Linked DNA regions of Homo sapiens: region 1 is linked to region 2. A link is a contact called in ENCODE Hi-C or POLR2A ChIA-PET data. All regions are on one chromosome and are shown on one strand. Each heading gives the region's core, a stretch centred on a gene start or an enhancer-like site at or near the end of the contact. The rest is flanking DNA. Distances are from core to core; before and after follow the strand shown. Region 1 holds the start of APOL5 (apolipoprotein L5). Region 2 overlaps RBFOX2 (RNA binding fox-1 homolog 2).

Region 1 (4,440 bases), core at 310-2,809, 200 kb after region 2:
CACAGTCCAGTCCCTGCTGAATGACACCTGCCTGATGACAAGGCTCGTGGGCGGGATGGTGGTTGGTTTTACCCAGGCAGGCAACACAGCAGAGTCCACCTTGTTCAGACACTCTCTCTCACATTGCAGCTTCTTTTGTTGCTCAAAAATCACTTTAAATGTATTTTCAATATAATTTGACAAAAAGATAGTCAAATTTGACAAAAAATATAATTTGACAAAAATCACCCCTAGTTCTCCTGCAACATAACTATTGATTTCATTCTCTACTTCCCGTTATTTTTCAAATCCGTATTATTTTTCGCATGGCTTTTATACTTATAATGGTGTGTCCTGTTTTTATTTATTATTATTATTTATTATTATTATTATTTTTGAGACGGTCTCACTGTCACCCAGGCTGGAATGCAGTGGTGCGATCTCGGCTCACTGCAACCTGCGCCTCCTGGGTTCAAGTGATTCTCCTGTCTCAGCCTCCCGAGTTGTTGCAATTATAGGTGCGCACCACCATGCCTGGATAAGTTTTCTATTTGTAGTAGAGATGGGGGTTTCACCATGTTGGCCAGGCTGGTCTCAAACTCCCAACCTCAGGTGATACATCTGCCTTGGCCTCCCAAAGTGCTGGGATTACAGGCATGAGCCGCTGTGCCTGGCCACGTGCCCTGTTTTTAAAATGTAATGTTATACAAGTATTTTCCATCTTGCTATACAGTTGTTATAACTATTATTTTTGATGACTCTATGCTATTTCCTTAAGAGAAGATGTATTGTCATGTTTATAGAAACACTCCCTTATCATGGCACTTTGGCGTCTTTTTTTTTTTTTTTTTTTTTTTTGAGACGGGGTCTCTGTCTGTTGTCCAGGCTGCAGTGCAATGGCGCGATCTCCCAGTTCAAGCAATTCTCCTGCCTCACCCTCCCGAGTAACGGGACTACAGGTGTGCACTACCAGCCTGGCTAATTTTTTGTATTTTTAATAGAGACAGGGTTTCACCATGTTGGCCAGGCTGGTCTTGAACTCCTGGCCTCAAGTGATCTGCCCATGTTGGCCTCCCAAAGTGTTGGGATTACAGGCATGAGCCACTGCGCCCAACCGTGCTTTGGGGTCATAACAGTTTTGATATCCAGATGAGTTCTTTGATAATGTCGCCACCTTGTCCTGCCTGCTGCCTCTACTTTAACCAGAAATGGAACCAGTGATTGACCCCTTCCCCGCTGCCACACTGCTTCAAGCAGGGGCTTAAAGAGCTGCTTATGTTTTTAGTTAAACTTTACATTTTTAGTTAAACTTTACAAAGGAAGTTATTTGATGTAGTATTTTCAAACCTGAGCAATTGAGAGGGTCTCATGATATCTCCCTCATTAAAACCAAGGATCTGCTATATCTCCACCCAGCAATAGCATATGGTGGGTATAAAAAATAGTGTAACGTATTTTTTCTATTTCTGGGACAATTTGTACAACGTGAGAATTGCTTGTTTTCTGAAAGCTTAAAAGAACTTACCAGGTAACACCTTGGAACCGGGAACTTGCAAATTTCCTTGTTTGCCACATGGCATGCTTTAGATTTTTTAAAATTTAAGCTTATAATATGATTAATAAATATGACTCCCTTCTCCATGCCTGAAACCTGTCTCTCCCAGTCCTCACCTATTTTTTTTTCTTTTCTTTTCTTTCTTTTTTTTTTTTTTTGCGATGGAGCTTCTCTCTGCTGCCCAGGCTGGAGTGCAGTGGTGCAGTCTCAGTCACTGCAACCTCCACTTCCCAGGTTCAACTGACTCTTCTGCCTCAGCCTTCTGAGTAGCTGGGATTACAGGTGCCTGCCACCATGCCTGGCTAATTTTTGTATTTTTAGTAGAGACAGGGTTTCACCATGATGGCCAGGCTGGTCTCAAACTCCTGACCTCAGGTGATCCGCCCGCCTTGGCCTCTCAAAATGCTGGGATTACAGGCGTGAGCCACTGCGCTCAGCTGCTATGGCTTTTGGAAGGATGATTTAGGGTATCTTTCTTTTTTTTTTTTCTTTCATTTGGAGATGGTCTCATTTTGGCACCTGGGCTGGAGTGCAGTGACACAATCTCGGCTCACTGCAGTAACCTCCCGGGCTCAAGTGATCCTCCTGTCTTAGCCCCCCAAGTGGCGGGGACTACAGGTGTGCACCACCACACCCAGCTAATATATATATATATATATATTTTTTTTTTTTTTGTAGAGATGGAGATTCACCATGTTGCCCAGGCTAATCTCTAACTCCTGAGCTCAAACAATCCACCCTCCTTGGCCTCCCAAAGTGCTAGGATTACAGGTGTGAGCCACTGCACCTGGCCTTCTTGGGATGTCTCTTAACATGAGAAGTACATGTGCCTGACACTCAGCATCCCACCTCTAGAAATACACCCACCACGGACACAACACAACGGCACAACACAACACAACAGACAAACGTGTATGGATGTTCATCCAGTTATTTGAAGTTGTATAAAGAAATGGAAACAATTTGAAAAATCCATGCCGGGGACTGTTTACATGAAAATAGAGCAATACAAAATAAAGGTTTATGGATGTGAAAAGGAACGAGGCAAATCTATGTACAACTGACCTAGAAAGAGGTCCAGGATATATTAAGTAAAAGAAAAGAGGTTGAAGAATATGTTCTTTATATTCTTTTCTTATTTTTTTTAAGTACTATATATGTGATGTAGGAGTAGGGGAATATTCTCGAAGGAGATACACCAAATGTGAACAGGCTTAGCTCAGGGAGGGAGATTTAGGGCTAGGGTGACAAAATACTTTTGCACTTTTCACTCATCTATATTATTGAGCTTTGTTACCAAAGTAACTTGTTAGTTTTATAATAAAAGCCAATAGAAGCCAGGCACGGTGGCTCACGCCTGTAATCCCAGCACTTTGGGAAGCTGAGGCAGGTGGATCACCTGAGATCAGGAGTTCGAGACCAGCCTGGCCAACAAGTCTCTACTAAAAATACAAAAATTAGCCAGGCGTGGTGGTGGGCACCTGTAATCCCAGCTACTCAGGAGGCTGAGGCAGGAGAATCTCTTGAACCCGGGAGGCGGAGGTTGCAGTGAGCTGAGATTGCACCACTGCACTTCAGCCTGGGTGACAGAGCGAGACTCTGTCTCAACAACAACAAAAAGCCAATAGAATAAAAAGATTTTAGTAATGAGATTTATTATTCATTATTTTATCATAAAATCTCCCACTTGTACAGTAATGCATTTGGTGCAGGGAATGCTGCCAAGTACATGGTAAGACAAAATCTGACAAATTAATACTGTTAAATGTTAATATTGTTTTCTTTTTTTGTTGGTTCTATGTAAGTTTTTCTAACTTGTTATTTTGGCCTTTTGTGTCCTATTTATTTCAGGTTATCTCTTGGATGTAGAAAATTACTCAGATCTGATTTTGACCCAATTTGATACTTTTCTTAATGTTATTCATATTCATATTAATTATTTTTTGTTATAATTATTCAACTTTGATTTGTCCCATTATTTTAGGCATTCTGCTTTTTATTTCTTTGCTCTCTTCCTATGCTCTACATAGATAGGTACAGTGCAGAGGTTTCAGCTGATGCAGTGAGTGGTTTATTGTGGCAGCCCGGAGCTTCACCTTGAAGGCAGAGATGTGTGTTATCTGCGCTTTCCTGCCTACTCTGTGTATACCCAGTAAATGACAGATACAGAACAACACTTAGAATAAGACCTCATCATTCATGACACTAAGTTTTGTTTTTTTATGTATGTATGTATATATTTATTTAATTTTTGATACACAGTCTTGCTCTGTGGCTCAGGCTGGAGTGCAGTGGCACGATCTCGGCTTTGCAACCTCTGCCTCCCTTGTTCAAGCGATTCTCCTGCCTCAGTCTCCCGAGTAGCTGGGATTATAGGTGTGCACCACCACGCCCAGCTAATTTTTGCATTCTTAGTAGAGACGGGGTTTCACCATGTTGACCAGGCTGTCAACCTCCTGGGCCTCAGGTGATCCATCTGGCCACCTCAGCCTCTCAAAGTGCTGGGATTAAAGTCCTGAGCCACTACGCCCAGCTGACACTAAGTTTTTTATGTTTAAAATCTTGCTCAGCTCTCCCTGCTGTCCTGGGCTAGAATAGATCTTGGGAGATGACTCTATTAGACTTTATTTTGGGGAGGAGGCAAGAAGGGAGTGAGCAGGGCTGAGACCCAGCAAAGGCAGAGGATGATCATATAGCGGGAGTGGGAGAACCACTGGACAGGTTCTGGGTCTGTCCATGAAATGGGCTCATAGTTCCCTTCCAGTTAAATTCATCTCCTATGCAACTTTTGTGCTTTATGCATAGGATGAGAGGTCAAACAACATCATCTTGTGTTTGATTATGTACACAGATGTTTCACGAATCATCATATTTCATAATCGATCAATTTCTGATAATTTAAAAAT
Region 2 (4,606 bases), core at 1,999-4,498:
GCCTCCTGAGTTCAAGTGATTCTCCTGTCTCAGCCTCCCGAGTAGCTGAGATTACAAGTATGCGCCACCACGTCTGGCTAACTTTTATATATATATATATTTATTTTAGTAGAGATGGGGTTTCACCATGTTGGCCAGTTCGAGTTGGTCTTGAACTCCTGACCTCAAGTGATCCGCCCACCTCGGCTTCCCAGAGTGCTGGGATTACAGGCGTGAGCCACCATGCCCAGCCCAGCCTCCTACTTTGTAATAGTACTTTATCACTGCCTATTGCATTATGGTGAAAAGGTTTGACCAACACACAGAATTCTGTAAGAACAAGAGTTCTCTCATGCTTCTTAGTTTTCTTGAATACTTTGCACAAAGTATGTGCCCAATATGAATTTGGTAAAGTGTGGTAACGGGATAAATTAAATAAACTCAACTTCAGCTTGTTGAAATACAGAGACTACTCCATTTGGATTTTCTCTTATGGACAAAGTGGGGGAAAAAGCAAAACTGTGGTCAGACTTTCACTAGGTTTTTATTGCCTTTGCCTTGCCAGAGCGATATGAAAAATTAATACTTAAGAAGCTAGATATCTGATGTTCAGCAAGAGAGTGCCTCTTACAAGTTTAATGGGTTTGGTCAAGTGGATATTAAATGTAAATCTGTCATTTTATGGAGCCATAGAAGGCTCTTAAGACACTCAATAAATATACTTATTGAATTAGTAGAACTTTTCCCATGTATCTCCTATTACTACATTAGGATCTTTGTTCCCTTAGTGTGTCTTTAGCCTGTGCTCTCACAAGCTTTGTGGTGTCGTGTGGATCACAGGATCGTTTAAGATAAAGATACTTTTAGCTCTTTAATTCTGGTATTCTATTATTGGTACAGGGAACCCATACATTATCTTAATTTCAGAGTAACACACGTCTCGGCATGGGACAGGGGGTGTCCTAATGAAAAGAGGGCTAACAGGTGGAATACTGACTATGTGCAGGCACTGTATAAAGCAAGTAGTTTTTAAATCCCATTTGCAGGTGAGGAAACCAAGGCTCAAAGGGATTAAGTCATTGTCCAAGGCTATGTAGTTGTTAATGAGTGAATCTGGGTTTTAAAATAAATGTGTTAAATTCCAGGGTTGATATTTGCACTGGGCATTTATTTACTTTTATTTGAATTTTTTTTTTTTTGCATTTTACTTGCATGCTTAATTTTTCTTTGCTCAGCAGCAAACATTATGTTCCCCACTTGCTTCCCACTTGCTTCCCTATTTACTAAGGGGTGATAGTTATGTGTTATGTATCTATAGTCCTGTATAGTTTACAGGTATTGCTGTAATACCTGTAATGGGTATTGCTTTCATACCCATTCTCATTTGATCTTTGGTAAGACCCCAGTGAGTCTTTATTATTTGGGTGGGGGGGAAGGGTTTTAATCTCCATTGGCAGATGAGGAAATCAAGATTTGCAGTTTCCTGAGAGATTTGCCAAGGGTGGTAATAAGTGGCATAAAATTGGCTTTTTAAAAAAAACCAATTCCTTGGCCACAATTTATTAAAAAGGCAAATGGAATGGTCCTCCTAGAAAAGATTTGGAAGTTAGCCAGATGTGGTGGTGTGCACCTGTAGTCTCAGCTACTCTAGAGGCTGAGGCAAGAGGATGGCCTGAACCTAGGAGTTCGAGGCTTCAGTGAGCTGACTGTGCCAGTGCACTCCAGCCTGGGCGACAAAAGACCCTATCTCTAAAACAATATGGAAGTGTAAGAAGTTGGGGAAATAAAAGGAAAAAGAAAAAAGAAAAAAAAGATATGAAAGGCCTGGAGCCCTTTCCCCCATAAGGCTCTGCTGACTGGAAGACAGTTTGAAAACCAGTGAGGAATGATCAAAGAACTCTGGTGTCAGACAGACCTGAGTTCAAATTCCAGTTTGGACTGATACTTAACTTCCCTTAGGCTTACTTCCTCATTTGTAAGATGGGATGCTTTTATAGGATTGCTGATAAGTATTAGCCAAAAAACATGCCAGAAATCTATCACAGTACCTTCAGCTTCTGTGGATGCAAGGGGAGTGTGTTAGGCAGTGTAGGCTGACCCCTCACCACGTGCAGGACTCACACTAAATGTTGGGGGAAGTCATTGCTAAGACAGAGCCATAGGACTTCAAACCCAGCACTTCATACCTGACTGAAGGTTCAGGTGTCACATTTATCAATAGTTTAAAACAGGAGGGGGCAAACTTTCTGTAAAGCATCTGAGAGCATCTGGGCCATATGGTCTCTGTTAGAGCTACTCAGGAACTCTGGCACGGTAGCAGGGAAGCAGGCTTAGATTATAGTAAACAAAAGATTGTGGCTCTATTCTAGTAAAACTTTATTTGTGGGTACCGAAATTTTAATTTCATATAATTTTTATATGTCATGAAATGTCATTTTTCTTTTGATTTTTTCTTTCAATCATTACAAGATGTAAAAGCTATCTTAGCTGGTAGTCTGTGTGTGGGTTCTACAAAAACAAGTAGCCCATAGACCAAAGTCCTGATTTAGACATGTCTAGTTTTTTTTTTTTTTGAAATGGAGTCTAGCTCTGTCACCCAGTCTGGAGTGCAGTGGCGCAATCTTGGCTGACTGCAACCTCTGCCTCCCAGGTTCAAGCAATTCTTCTGCCTCAGCCTTCTGACTAGCTGGAAAATTAGCCACCATGCCCGGCTAATTTTTGTATTTTTAGTAGAGATGGGGTTTCACTATGTTGGTCAGGCTGGCCTCGAACTCCTGACCTCGTGATCTGCCCGCGATGGCCTCCCAAAGTGCTGGGATTACAGGCATGAGCCACCATGCCCGGCCTTATCAGTATTCTTAATACCAACAGAGTTTCACATTGTATTTGACACTATTTACAAACTCAGTTTATTCCCTCTGTGTGAATACTAGCCATTTCTAAAATGAAATGCAATTGTGATTTAAATTTCACATATCATTATGCTAAATGCTGTTCACTTTTTGTTCCATGGTCCTGAAACAATTAACCTGTTTGGAGATAAGCTGCAGATACAAGCACACAGAGAAGGGGACTTAGGAAAGCTGGAGGAAGGAAAGGTCTGTCTTGCCTACATATGGGCTTAGGAAAATTTTCTAACTGGAAACCTTGCCTCAAGTCTGAGTCACACTAGTGGGACTCTTGGCCCTAGGGTGGGAGGAGAAAAGGGAGGGAAGGAAGTGGCTATGTCAGTTTTTGTCAACAGAGGGCACCCAGAGCAAAGCAAGTGTTCTGTGACACAACAGAATCTGCCCCTCTGCCCCAGATGAATTTACCAGACAGGCACAGAACTTCTTGCAGTGGATTCTCTTGTCCATCTCTTCATTTGTCTGATCTGTGTCTGCATTCTCATGTTTTCTCCCATGCTGGAACCAGAATATTCTAAATGCAGTGTTAATAATTGTTATTTGCTGACTGCTTTAAGTGGAAGACCAATTCCCTCAATGTGCTGGGGTGAATTATCCCATGTTGTAAGGTTGGCCTTTTGGGTGGATGTGCAGTATTAGCTTCTAATTTAATTCAGTATCCAGTGAGCATGTATTCCTGAAATACTTTTGATGTGAAAGAGCACTTCATACCTGTATAACATGTTGTAAGAAGACTTTGTAAGTCTTATTGCCTAGAGCAGTATCCTCAAAGTGTGGCTTCAAATCCAGCCGCATCAGCATCACCTGGGAACTTACCTTTATTCATGGTCTCTGCCTCTTCCCCAGACTTACTGAATCAGAAACTCTGAGGATGGGGTCCAGTAATCTGTTTTAACATGCTTTGGTAATTCTTATACACACTCAACTTGAGAACCACTGTCATAGGGTAAAGGAGTGGAAGAGTTAAGGGCACTGGTATTTATGGAAGACTATGTGCCAAGTACTTGGCTAGGAGTTTCCTCTTCATTTTCCACATGAGAACAGCAAGCCTTAAAAGCATTAAGTGATTTGCCAAAGTCGTACATAGAATAAGTGGTAGAATAGGGATTTGAACCCTGGTTTTTCTGACTCCTGAGCCATACTATAGTGGCTGGTAAGAAAATGCTAAGAGGCGTTGCAATCTTTAAATTAATTCTTTTTTAAAAGTCCTTAAAATATTTTTTTAAAACAAAAGTAATTTGCATTCATTGAAGAAAATTTAGAATATACAGCAGATCAAAAGAATAGAATAAAATCTGCCTTAATATATTTAACTTTATCTTAACGTTTTGTTGTTGATTATCTTGTTTCAGCGTAACTCTGTTTGCATATATACACATTTTAAAATTCCTTACCAGATGTCAATCATATTGTGTAAACTTTTGTAAAATGCCTCCAGCTCAGGCCTACTTTATTATAAACATCGTTTCATGCCATTAGCTATGTCTGCTGCATCATTTCATGGCTGCCAAGTAGTCCCTTGTAAGGTTGTAAGCTTTTTTATCATAATTCTTGCTAAAGTCCGTCTTGTTTTGATTTCATGATATGCTTTTAGGAAGAATAGGATACTGAGTGCTTTGGTACTATGGGTAAACAATTTGTCCAGAGTGGCTTAAAGTATAAAATTAAGGCAGTAAGCAGATTTTGGTTGAGAAGGGGACATGGAACTGGAAAGGCAATAC

Evidence for each region. Hi-C counts contacts between places; a loop is a spot of excess contacts on that map. ChIA-PET counts read pairs that join two places held with the same protein, here RNA polymerase II (POLR2A). Pooled maps may share reads with other maps.
Region 1: a loop to region 2 is called in a pooled map, with 3 times the contacts of the local background. The contact joins the promoter of APOL5 here to the enhancer-like site in region 2. A Hi-C loop is called at or near these places in 1 of 168 maps with a recorded cell type or tissue (OCI-LY7), 2 of 37 single-sample maps with no recorded cell type and 4 of 50 pooled maps. POLR2A ChIA-PET finds 5 or more read pairs at or near these places in 3 of 52 experiments (A549, OCI-LY7 and activated B cell).

Annotation. Positions count from the first base shown.
Region 1 is chr22:35,714,991-35,719,430 of GRCh38, reverse strand. It overlaps APOL5 (apolipoprotein L5), which reads right to left and starts at 1,559. Exons shown (of 5, transcript NM_030642.1): 1 at 1,505-1,559. The coding sequence starts at 1,559.
Region 2 is chr22:35,920,518-35,925,123 of GRCh38, reverse strand. The region is part of intron 2 of RBFOX2 (RNA binding fox-1 homolog 2); the gene reads left to right. Among named protein-coding and RNA genes, the nearest start is that of RBFOX2, 110 kb to the left of the region's middle. Within about 2 kb of position 3,248, at least 14 of the 41 ENCODE cell types and tissues checked have a DNase peak (open chromatin) inside an H3K27ac peak, as active enhancers do.